2 separate regions of the Homo sapiens genome follow, and region 2 is linked to region 1. Evidence: chromatin loops called from intact Hi-C (ENCODE). Cell type or tissue: PC-9. All regions are shown on one strand. Each heading gives the region's core, and the rest is flanking DNA. Links, peaks and the distances in the headings are about the cores only.

Evidence for each region. A loop is a pair of places that touch in the nucleus more often than their neighbours do. Peaks named below come from ENCODE experiments on the same cell type or tissue, not always from the same donor. Only the 100,000 strongest peaks of a DNase experiment are listed, where the experiment ranks them.
Region 2: it touches region 1 in a loop (4-fold over the local background); 3 of 110 quality-filtered maps call a loop at or near these places.

What each region holds. Positions count from the first base shown.
Region 1 is chr1:68,382,033-68,387,891 of GRCh38, forward strand. No RefSeq gene overlaps it. Among named protein-coding and RNA genes, the nearest start is that of RPE65, 65 kb to the right of the region's middle. RefSeq lists an enhancer at 2,028-3,227. In PC-9, for the core only: CTCF peaks have their summits at 2,692 and 2,892; DNase peaks (open chromatin) are centred at 2,549 and 3,069; H3K27ac peaks cover 2,500 bases.
Region 2 is chr1:68,450,717-68,456,575 of GRCh38, forward strand. LOC124904198 (a long non-coding RNA gene) reads left to right here. Exons shown (of 2, transcript XR_007066164.1): 2 at 1-807. Among named protein-coding and RNA genes, the nearest start is that of RPE65, 3.7 kb to the left of the region's middle. In PC-9, for the core only: no CTCF peak of the experiment used is centred there; a DNase peak (open chromatin) is centred at 2,765; H3K4me3 peaks cover 1,015 bases; H3K27ac peaks cover 1,528 bases.

The DNA.
Region 1 (5,859 bases), core at 1,443-3,942:
AGCCATTGAGATTTAGATGAGAATTTTTGATTTTGAGTTGATACTCTAATGGGAATTTGGGGAAGACAGTATTCTAAATAGCCCCTTAATCTCTGCCCTCTATTGTCACCCCCTTATTATGTTATGTTACATGAAAAAGTGATTTTACAGATGCTATTAAGGTGACTAATCAGTTGACCTTAAAATAAGATGTCAACCACGTGGGCCTATCCTAATTACATAGAGCCCTTAAAACAAGAGAGTTTTCTCTGGCTTACTGGGGAAGCAAAAGTCAGAGATTCAAAGCCTGAGAGAAATTCAATGTGTCACTGATGGCTTGAAGAAGGAGGAACCTACAAACTGATGAATTTGAGTGACCTCTAGGAGCTGAGATTGATTCCTGGGCAACAGTTGCTAGCAGAGAATGGAGACTTTAGTCCTACAACCACAAGAACTGAATTCTGCCAACAACCTGAATGAGCTCAGGAGAATATTCCTCCCCAGAGTCTCCTGATGAGAACATAGCTCAGCTGACATCTTGATTTTATTCAACCTTTGAGATCCTGAACAGAGGGCCCAGCTACAATATGCTGGATACCTGACCCATGGAAACTATAGCTAATAATCTGTATTATTTACTGTTGTAAGTTTGGGGTAATTTGTTATGCAACAATAGAAAACTAGTGTGTGTGTCTATGTAACACTATGTGTATAATTCTATGCATTTATATTCTTTAAATAGAAGAGATGACATTTTTACAAAATCATATAAAATCGGTCTAGCCAGAGGTTTATAGAACAATCTTGTGAGTCAGTAATAAAATGAAATTTATAGTACAGATAGAATTCCAATTTTTAAAAAGCCCTTAATAAAGAGGGATAGCTCTAGGTTCAAGCTTCTTATTGCTTTATCCTTCTGGGAGAATCTGTGAGAAGGATACCTCATTAGTATATACTGTCAAAGGGTTGAAATCTCAATAAAACAAACAGTTCAACAAGTAATCATTTAGCACCTTATAAGTGCCACTGGACACTAAGGTTAGCACTGGGGGTTGGGTGATTTTTTTTTGTAATTCAGGACTATGAGAAATAAATTTATGTTGTTTATGAGTTGGTATAAGCTTATAAGAGCAAAGGATATTATAAGAGCAAAGGATGCATTCTTAGCATTGGATGCTCATATACCTCATCCAAGGGAGATGAGGTGAGTGTGGCTTCTTGACTTTCTCCTGTTCTTTACAGAACACTGCCCCAGCTGGTGGAGATGGCATTTTGCCTGTCCAGGTTGAGGTCCTTTCAGGTTGCAGGTTGCAGGAGGCCATAAGCAGGAGCTTACCAAGTCTCTTAATACCTCAAATTATGTCACTCCCAACCGCTCGTATAATTACTTTATAAGGCTGCAAAAACTGCCTTTAGTTAAGCTCCATTTCCTTGGTCTAACTAGTGTAGATTTCAGGTACAATTTCTTACTATGCCAGTGGTGCCACCCTTACCACATTGGTCTAGGTTTTAGAATAATGACTAAGCATTTCATATGAGTAGTTATATTAGAATGATGAGGAGTGTAAAATTGTTCAAGATGTAGCAAAGCTTAACATGAAGGCTGGGCTACGGTCCTCAAAACCTAGTTCATAGAGTAGTCCTGGGAATTAAATGATGTAAGGCATTAATTAAATGATATAAGTGCTTAATTCAATGCCTGGCATAAACGAACAACTCAATAAATGTTAGTTGCTATTGTTGTTAATTGCTATGACTTACTTGTTAGTGCCCTTATGGTAACAACTATTATTGCAAAATAATTACAGAAAAGAAGGGCTGATATTGGGAGAAAGAGGAGAGGATCTGGAAGTCCTGAAGAGGCTGAAGAAATAATAGACTGGGAGTAACTGAATGAGAATGTTGGAAGAAAGGTTGCAGTTAGTGAATGGAGTGTTTGAATTTAATATTTAGGAGATAGAATAATTCCAAGTAATGATAGAAGTATAGCAAACTGGGATGGACGTGGAGTATGTGTGATGTGAAATGGGAGATAGGAGAAGAAGGTCATTAACACTAAGGAAGCCAAAGGAGTCTGGAGAATCAGGTAGGGTATCCGTGTGGCTTTGGAACACTCTCAGGATGACAGCACAACTTAGACTACAGGAGGCAATGGAAAACACTAATGTCTTTAATAAAAGAAGGAAGTACCTGAATCCTTGTTGGTAGGATTTCCAAGACTGAGAGTGTCTCTGGATCCTGTCGTTTTAGCAGAACTACTCTGTGCACTATTTATACCCTTGTTGGAGTTCTCTCTACCTTCTAACTTCAGGAAGTGATTTTATTGTGCCAGTTCCCAGAAAGCTGATGGGGCAGTGTATTCATGCCCAAGCTGGCTGTTTGGAATACATCTAATGTACCCATTCTTCCAGCCCAGGCAAACTGCCCTTAAGAGCTACTTGATCCAACATCACGAAATCTGTTCTCATTCTAATTTAGAATGCAGGAACTTGTGTGGTGACTCATATGTTTGAAAAGCTCAAATTAAGTAGTGGTGATCTCAACCATGATTCACTGATGAGAACTGGAAAGTGATTCATCTCCTTTATGTGCTTGTCCTTGGGAGTCTCCAGGCTTAAAGGTCTTCCAGAAACACACTGCACTCAAGGAAAGACACTGGGCCCTCCTGTGGTGGTATTTTAGCAATTACACAGAGGCATTCACTACATTTTTTTACTAGGTCATTTCCTTTAGTTCATTTTATTCCCATCTACAGTCCACAAGATGCTCTTGTGCTGTAATGATTCACTGCCGATAAATGAAAAGTCAATGATACTTTTAGGTCAAAGGTGGGTGTACATTTAGTAAACCATTGGTGCAGATTCACAATTATCTAATATGTAGGGATAACTGTATTTTTCTTAGTATGTACTTGTTATCAAGGAGTAACTTTTTTCTTACCACAGTAACAGGGTTTGAATGTATTTTATATGATACTGTCAGAGGCGTTTAAACCAGAGCAACTCCATCTTGCATAGGCGCTGGGTAAAATAAGACTGAGACCTACTGGGCTGCATTCCCAGGAAGTTAAGTCACTCTTAGTCACAGGATGAGATAGGAGGTTGGCACAAGATATAGGACACAAAGACCTTGCTGATAAAACATTATGTGGTCAAGAAGCCTGCCAAAACCCACCAAAACCAAGATGGTGATGAAAGTGACCTCTGCTCTCCTCACTGCTCATTATATGCCAATTATAATGCATTAGCATGTTAACAGTTACTCCCACCAGTGCAGTGACAGCAGTTTACAAATGCCATGACAATGTCAAGAAGTTACCCTGTATGGCTTCAAAATGGGAGAATCCCTCAGTTCTGGGAATGGCCCACCCCTTTCCTGGAAAACTCATGAATAATCAACCTCTTGTTTAGCATATAATCAAGAAATAACTATAAGTATCTCCTTAGTCCAGCAGCCCAAGCTGCTGCTCTGCCTATAGGGTAGCCATTCTTTATTGCTTTACTTTCTTAAAACTTGCTTTCACTTTCCTCTATGAGCTCACCCCAAATTCTTTCTTGTGCAAGATCCAAGAACCCTGTCTTGGGGTCTGGATCAGGACCCCTTTCTGGTAACAATACCAAGAGGGAATACTAATTAAAAAACTAGTTTAAAGTTAAGATAACTTACACTAAAATAAACCAAAGATTCTTGTATACTGGTAATAGCACTGTGTGGAATTACAAATCCATACCCAAACAATCTACCTGACAAAGTAAGATCATATAATTTAACCAGATTAAGTATTTTTGCATCTACTATGCTGAGCAACCAGAACTAGGTAGGCACTATTGCTATGAATTTTCCTAGTATTTGTTTAAAAAAATTCACTATAGACCTGGTAAACAATCAATTACAATCCCATCTGATATAGTTGTGACCCTGTCCTCAGTTTGTAATGCTTCTAGCTAACATTTACAGTGAACCCATTTTGTGATAGGAACTGATCTAAGTACTGTCAGGCCTCTGAGCCCAAGTCAAACCATCGCATCCCCTGTGACTTGCATGTATACGCCCAGATGGCCTGAAGTAACTGAAGAATCACAAAAGAAGTGAAAAGGCCCTGCCCCGCCTTAACTGATGACATTCCACCATTGTGATTTGTTCCTGCCCCACCTTAACTGAGTGATTAACCCTGTGAATTTCCTTCTCCTGGCTCAGAAGCTCCCCCACTGAGCACCTTGTGACCCCCGCCCCTGCCCACCAGAGAACAACCCCCTTTGACTGTAATTTTCCATTACCTTCCCAAATCCTATATAAGACGGCCCCACCCTTATCTCCCTTCGCTGACTCTCTTTTCGGACTCAGCCCACCTGCACCCAGGTGAAATAAACAGCTTTATTGCTCACACAAAGCCTGTTTGGTGGTCTCTTCACACAGAGGCGCATGAAATTTGGTGCCGTGACTCGGATCAGGGGACCTCCCTTGGGAGATCAATCCCCCATCCTCCTGCTCTTTGCTCTATGAGAAAGATCCACCTACGACCTCAGGTCCTCAGACCAACCAGCCCAAGAAACATCTCACCAATTTCAAATCTGGTAAGCGGCCTCTTTTTACTCTCTTCTCCAACCTCCCTCACTATCCCTCAACTTCTTTCTCCTTTCAATCTTGGCACCACACTTCAATCTCTCCCTTCTCTTAATTTCAATTCCTTTCATTTTCCGGTAGAGACAAAGGAGACATGTTTTATCCGTGGACCCAAAACTCCGGCGCCGGTCACGGACTGGGAAAGCAGCCTTCCTTTGGTGTTTAATCATTGCAGGGATGTCTCTCTGATTATTCACCCACGTTTCAAAGGTATCAGACCACGCAGGGACGCCTGCCTTGGTCCTTCACCCTTAGCGGCAAGTCCCACTTTTCTGGGGAAGGGGCAAGTACCCCAACCCCTTTTCTCCTTGTCTCTACCCCTTCTCTGCTTTTCTGGGGAAGGGGCAAGTACCCCAACCCCTTCTCTCCTTGTCTCTACCCCTTCTCTGCTTTTCTGGGGAAGGGGCAAGTACTCCAACCCCTTCTCTCCTTGTCTCTACCCCTTCTCTGCTTTTCTGGGGAAGGGGCAAGTACCCCAACCCCTTCTCTCCTTGTCTCTACCCCTTCTCTGCTTTTCTGGGAGAGGGGCAAGTACCCCTCAAACCCTTCTCCTTCACCCTTAGTGGCAAGTCCCGCTTTCCTGGGGCAGGGTCAAGTACCCCTCAACCCCTTCTCCTTCACCTTTAGCGGCAAGTCCCGCTTTTCTGGGGGAGGAGCAAGTACCCCTCAACCCCTTCTCCTTCACCCTTAGTGACAAGTCCTGCTTTTCTAGGGGGCAAGAACCCCCAATACCTTATTTCCACACCCCAACCTCTTATCTCTGTGCCCCTATCCCTTATTTCCGTGCCCCAAACCCCCTTCCCGCTTTTCAGGAGGGTAAGAACCCCTGAACCCCTTCCCTCCATGTCTCTACGCTCTCTTTTCTCTGGGTTTGCCTCCTTCACTATGGGCAACCTTCCACCCTCCATTTCTCCTTCTTCTCCCTTAGCCTGTGTTCTCAAAAACTTAAAACCTCTTCAACTCACACCTGACCTAAAACCTAAATGCTTATTTTCTTCTGCAATGCCGCTTGACCCCAATACAAACTCGACAGTAGTTCCAAATAGCCAGAAAATGGCACTTTGAATTTTTCCATCCTGCAAGATCTAAATAATTCTTGTCGTAAAATAGGCAAATGGTCTGAGGTGCCTGACGTCCAGGCATTCTTTTACACATCAGTCCCTTCCTAGTCTCTGTGCCCAGTGCAACTCGTCCCAAATCTTCCTTCTTTCCCTCCCACCTGTCCCCTCAGTACCAACCCCAAGCGTCGCTTAGTCT
Region 2 (5,859 bases), core at 1,577-4,076, 69 kb after region 1:
CTCTTTCATTAAGTCTCAGTTGCTTGCCAGCACAGACAAGGTACTGCCCAAAGAAGTCCTTGGAAAACAGGCAAGATATATACTATACCAGCTAACAACCTTAACATTTTTTTTGAGAAACTCATTAACAATTTTAAATTTAGTGTGCAGTTATGGCTACTTACCCTAGGGGTCTTCTTCAACAAAACTGTATAACAATTAATCCAAGTGCTTCCCAAGATATACAACAGTAGCTTCATTTCCTTACAGTGAGGGCATAGGCATGTGATGGGCTCCACCCGTTAGGGACAGTGGTAGAAGTCCTAATGGTAGCACCTGGGGCTTAGCATCCATAATATCTCTGCCCATCCAAGGCAGTTGTAGTGTCTCCATTCAACAGTGGAGCCCGGAATATTGTTACTGGCTGGGTAGCCTCCAAGCTCCATCCTTTAGCCATCCCAGAGATTGTTAGCTCTCTAATATTTACAATATTTGCGTTCTGCTTTATTAGAGTTAGTTCCATTATTTGCAGCTAAGAGCCCTATGCCTATAAAATGATGGTAGTATAAGATACTACCATCATATTTTGGGGGGTATAATCACTTTTGTTGGATCTTGGAGAGTAATAGAAGAGGAGATTAATATCTATCTTTCCACATTAAAAGACCTGTTTCCAAAATATTTCAAATAAGAAACTTCTCCTCAAAGTACAAGGATAATCCAAATCTTCTTAAACCAGCAATAAAAGCATAAAATTTTTATTTAGAATTAAAGCAAATACTTCTGTATCACAAACACAATATTAAACTTCAATAAATATACCACTAATTTGGAGTGAGCACTTATTTGCACAATACCATACTTTTTTTTTTGCTATGAGAATGCTTTATTAGGCAAAACCATATACTATGAAAGTGCTTTAAAATGCAACAGGAGGAGATGTGAAGACACAAAGAACAAGTGCCTAGTGACACATGGATATCAGAACACACCAAGTAAAGTATCCACACTGCTTCCACCCTTTACCAAGAAAAGGAAGGATCTAGGCCACCTCCTCCTCGTCACCGTAGGATGCTGTGGTACCACCCAGGAAGAACATTGATACTGGCATTAGGAACCTCCAGGAGAAAAAGGAAGTATCTAAGCTGAGATGGGATAAATATATAAAAGTTAGCCAGTCAAAGGGCAGGTAGAAGAGTGTTCAGGCACAGCTTGTGTTATTTATAAAAGTCTAGAGGCTAACATAAGGTGGGAAAATAGCTAGAGATGAAACTGGACTAGAGATAATCATAGGCCAGATTGTGTAGAACATCATAAACTAGGCCAGGCACAGTGGCTCACGCCTGTAATCCCGGCCCTTTGGGAGGCCGAGGTGGGCAGATCACGAGGTCAGGAGATCGAAACCATCCTGGCTAACACGGTGAAACCCCGTCTCTACTAAAAATACAAAAAATTATCCGGGTGTGGTGGTGGGCACCCGTAGCCCTAGCTACTCGGGAGGCTGAGGCAGGAGAATGGCGTGAACCCAGGAGGCGGAACTTGCAGTGAGCTGAGATCGTGCCACTGCACTTTAGCCTGGGTGACAGAGCGAGACTCCATCTCAAAAAAAAAAAAAAAAAAAAAAGAACATCATAAACCATTTACAGAAATCCAGACCCTTGTCATGAGAAAAGGGGAATCACTGAAATATTTTATCCAGAGGAGTGACATGATCTGATTTGCATTTTAGTAGGACGACTTAGAATGCATTGTGGATAATATACTGGAATAGGAGATTTGGGCAAGACAAATTAAAGGGAGGCACAGATCAAACAAGTGGAGATAGCTGTTGTAAGCAGGTACACTGAGGGATGGATACGAATAGTGAAATTCAAGAGATACTTCAGAGGAGGCCTAATCTAACTCTGGGACTGGTAAATGTGTTGGGGAAATAAAAGGCATAAAAAAGGATTACCGGTGGGTTTCTGGTTTCTGGTACAATTCATTCAGATAATGCACACCGTGTGTGTGTGTGTGTGTGTGTGTGTGTGTGTGATGTTTCAGGGATACAGAGAAAATGAATTCTGATTGTGATTTGAACTTATTTATTAAAGGAGAAGATCCCCGGGGCCTGTAATCATTTGAGAGCCTAATAGGGAGGCTGAATGAGTTAGCATCTGAAGGATAAGCTCAGTGTTGACATAGAAAAAAGATGGAGGTGGCATTCTTAGGGAAAGATGCAGAGTGAGAGAAGGCAGAGGAATGAGCATGTTAGAAAGACTTTCTCCTGCAGCATTTTTGTTGGATTTTATTTTCTCAGCAGTCTCTTCTCTTCGAGAAGAGCTACAGGCCATGTTGTCATACCTGTACACTGTCAGTTCATTGGAGAGAAATTCCACTAATATCAAGACCCAGCAGCTTTTTAAAATTTTCACCTCTCCCCTCCCATTACAAGAGGCTGAAAGAGAAGTCTTTGTCGGAAAGAAAGCGTATACTAGTTGAGAGAGAGAGCATTAACAAACTGCATTTAAGTTCACCTCCTGGGAGATGAGAATCCGGTCTTGCTGGTGCCCGTGTCTGCACCAAGTGCCTTTCTTAGATATCCCTGTGCTGCCTTTGGTGTTCTGGGGCTATAACCACATTGTTTAAGAACAGCAACTGGTTTTAGCACTTTTTGCATTGTTTTGCGTCTGTGGTATCCTTTATGCTTCAACGTATAGATCCTAGAAGTCAGCTTCTTGAAGGATATTTCTTTTAAAAGTACAAATCATGGCAATTCATTCTAGGAATGCTCACAAACCCGTAGGCCATATGAATCATCAAATTAGTACGCTTGGAGAAATTCAGGATGAAAACTAATTTCTGTGTATTAAATTTCATTGAACCCTGAGCTCCTCAGGTATAAGACAGGGAAAATATGCAAAAGCATTCTTTAGCCAGAAGTATTCCATATGAATATTAAGTAATGCTTATTAATGTCAATTCTCAGGAAGTTTGAGAGTGTCTAATCTTCTAGCTACTACTTCCTACCTCAGAAGTAACCCATTTTTTTCTTATTCTGCCATTGGTGTGAAGTTAAAGATCAGATGTCCACATCCTTTCAAAGCATGATTTTGACCTCTTTGCTCCTATATCCTCAAATGTAGACCTCTTTTCTAGGTCTAACTTTATCTTTCTGTGGTTTCAGTGTGATACACCGGATCCCCAATGTATTGTTACTTCTCTTTTCATCATCTCCTTTTATTCCTTCCCCACCTTAATTTTTTGTCTTTTGGTAAAATCAGATCTTTATGTCCAATTTCTGTGTCTGCCTAAGAAACTGTTATTTTGACATACTTTGGTGTATTTACCAAAATAATATTCCATGAATTAAAATAGCAAAACACCTTTCTACAGAGATTTCTAAATAGAAACTGATTCCACATTTCTTTGAAGAAACTGGTTTAGAGGGTATTATAAAAGCTGCTTTTTCATCCTGATATTAGGCAGATCAGCTGGGGCCTGCAGGTCATGGTGAGGAGTTTGGATTGAGTTCTGAGAGCAATGGGAAGATATTCAGGGCTTTAAACAGGGGAATGACTGAGGGATCTGATTTATGTTTTGGAAAAAAATCACTCCCACTGGTATTTGAAGAATGGATTATAAGTGTCTAGAAAGGAAGTAGGGAAACTGGCAGTTCATTTCAGGTGAGGTGATGATGGTGCTTAGATTACAGTAGAGCAATGCATATGGAAAAAAGATTGAAAGATTTGAGATATGTTTTGTAGGTAGAAATTATAGGACACATGATAGGTTGATATATATGGGATATAAGAAAATGAGTTAAAGATCATCACCTATCTATTGCTAACATTGTAGCATAAAAGCCAAACAGCAAACCTCAGTGTCACACAAGAGTAAGTTTCTCGGGTGGTTGGCTAGGTGTATCTGCAATATGTCTTAATTTGCTTTCATAACTGGAGTTTACCTTGCTGTCTAGATACTGGCTGAAATAAGTGAGGTTATTTGGCTCTGCTATACCTCTCCTCTCCAGCAGGCCAGCCAGGGCTTATTCCCCTGGCAATGACAAATGAAAGAGCAAGTGATAACAGGAGAAGCCGCTTAAGGCCTAGGCTCAGAACTGATCTACTGTCACTTTCACCACTTTCTACTAGCCAAAACAAGTCATGTGGCCAGCTTAGACTTTGAGTGGGGTGAAAATAGCTTTGACCTTGGTAGTCTTCAGTGAGAAGGACTACAGTGTCACACTGCAGAGGTCATGAAAACAGGGAAGGATGTAGAATTGAAAGCATTTTTTCAGCACATGGGAGACCCAAATTCGATTTCTAGGTTTTAGAAAGAGCAATTGAATGACTGTCAAACTAGTCTCCAGGACTAGGGGAGAAATTGCTGAGTGGAAATGGGTATATTACGAATTCTCAGTTAAACGTGAGATGTGAGAAGCCTGTAAGACATTCATCTTCTCCAAGACACTTACTTGTCCCTCTTGCTCCTTCCCCAATAGCAGCCCTCATGCTACCTACCCTGAAGGAATTTTCTCAGTAGAGGTAGGATTTGACCCAAAGTAGTCTGAGCCTACATTTTATAAGTATTTCTTCCATCCACATATAGAAGTTCTAGCAAATATAATTTTCTCATTTTCATTACATGCTCAATGATACTTTAGTACTCCTTATAGACAGATGATCCTGGAGGCTTCCCAGCTGACTTGCTGGAAAGTTAGCTGGGAAGGGTTGAAATCTCTCTTCAACTCATTCCCAACCATACTGCCAGAGGCATTCTTTTAAAGGAAAATCTGACCATCTTCCTTCCTTGAGGTTTTTAAGAGGTCTACAGAACTTACTCAATAAAGTCCAATCACTTTAGCACAGCTATAAGATCCTTCCCATCTTGTCCCCTGCTGGCTTCTTAGTGCCATCATCTGCCATTTTCCCCTTTCCTTTGTGCTCTGGCAGTACCAAGCTGGCCACTGTCTCTCATGGATTGCATATTGTTTCAGGCCTCCCTTCACTTTGTTGAGCCCTTTGCTTGGGCCTCCCTTCCTTCTCTTGCCCGTCTGTCAAATTCCCAGTGTCTGTCATAACCCTGATAGAGTACAACCTTCCTGGAATGCCTCAGACAGGATGGTATCCTTTGTTCTTTTTCTGAAACTCATATATGTCTAGACCACATTATATTATTTCACTCGTTAGCATGTCTGTCTTGCTCTTCTTGCTTATTGTAGAGAAATAGAATTGTCATGCTTAGCACATTGATATTTGGCTAAACTGTTCAATACCTGTCAGGGTGGAAACTGGAGACAGCCACCTGTTCCCTCAGGGGAAAATGGACAGACTAGCAAAGCTTTGCACTCACTTCTGCTTCACACCCATAAATCACATGCAAGGCAACCTTCCCTGCTCCTCTTGTCTCTCCACCACTGCCAGAACTTAGTCTGCCCAGGCATCATTCAAAAATGTCATGGGGAAGAGGGACCTAGGGATAGCCCTGGCCATGTATCTTTCTATTTTCCCCCCTCTAGTGGATGTCAGAGTGCCCTCTTGCTGGTGGGTTTCATCTCTCATTTAGAGAATCCTTCTTGCCTTCCACTGCCTGTGTGAGTAATAAACATCAAAATTACTTGTGGTCTCTGGCTTGAGTGTGATATGTTTTGACATTTAATGTTTTGAAAAGGTAGCGCCTGGCAGCAGGCTTCCTGCAACACTTCTGCTTCATTATGCTTAGGGCATCAGTACAAGAGCTTAAAATTTGTTGATGGTTGACTAAGTTAGTAGAGGCCCACTAGAAGAGCTGCCTGAATGAACTGAGCAGGCAAGAGTAAAAGTTTTGTTTATAAATGAGTGCTTAATGATTTTTTTAAAAAGAATTTGAAGTATTTTACTTAAAATCTTGATTGTACTC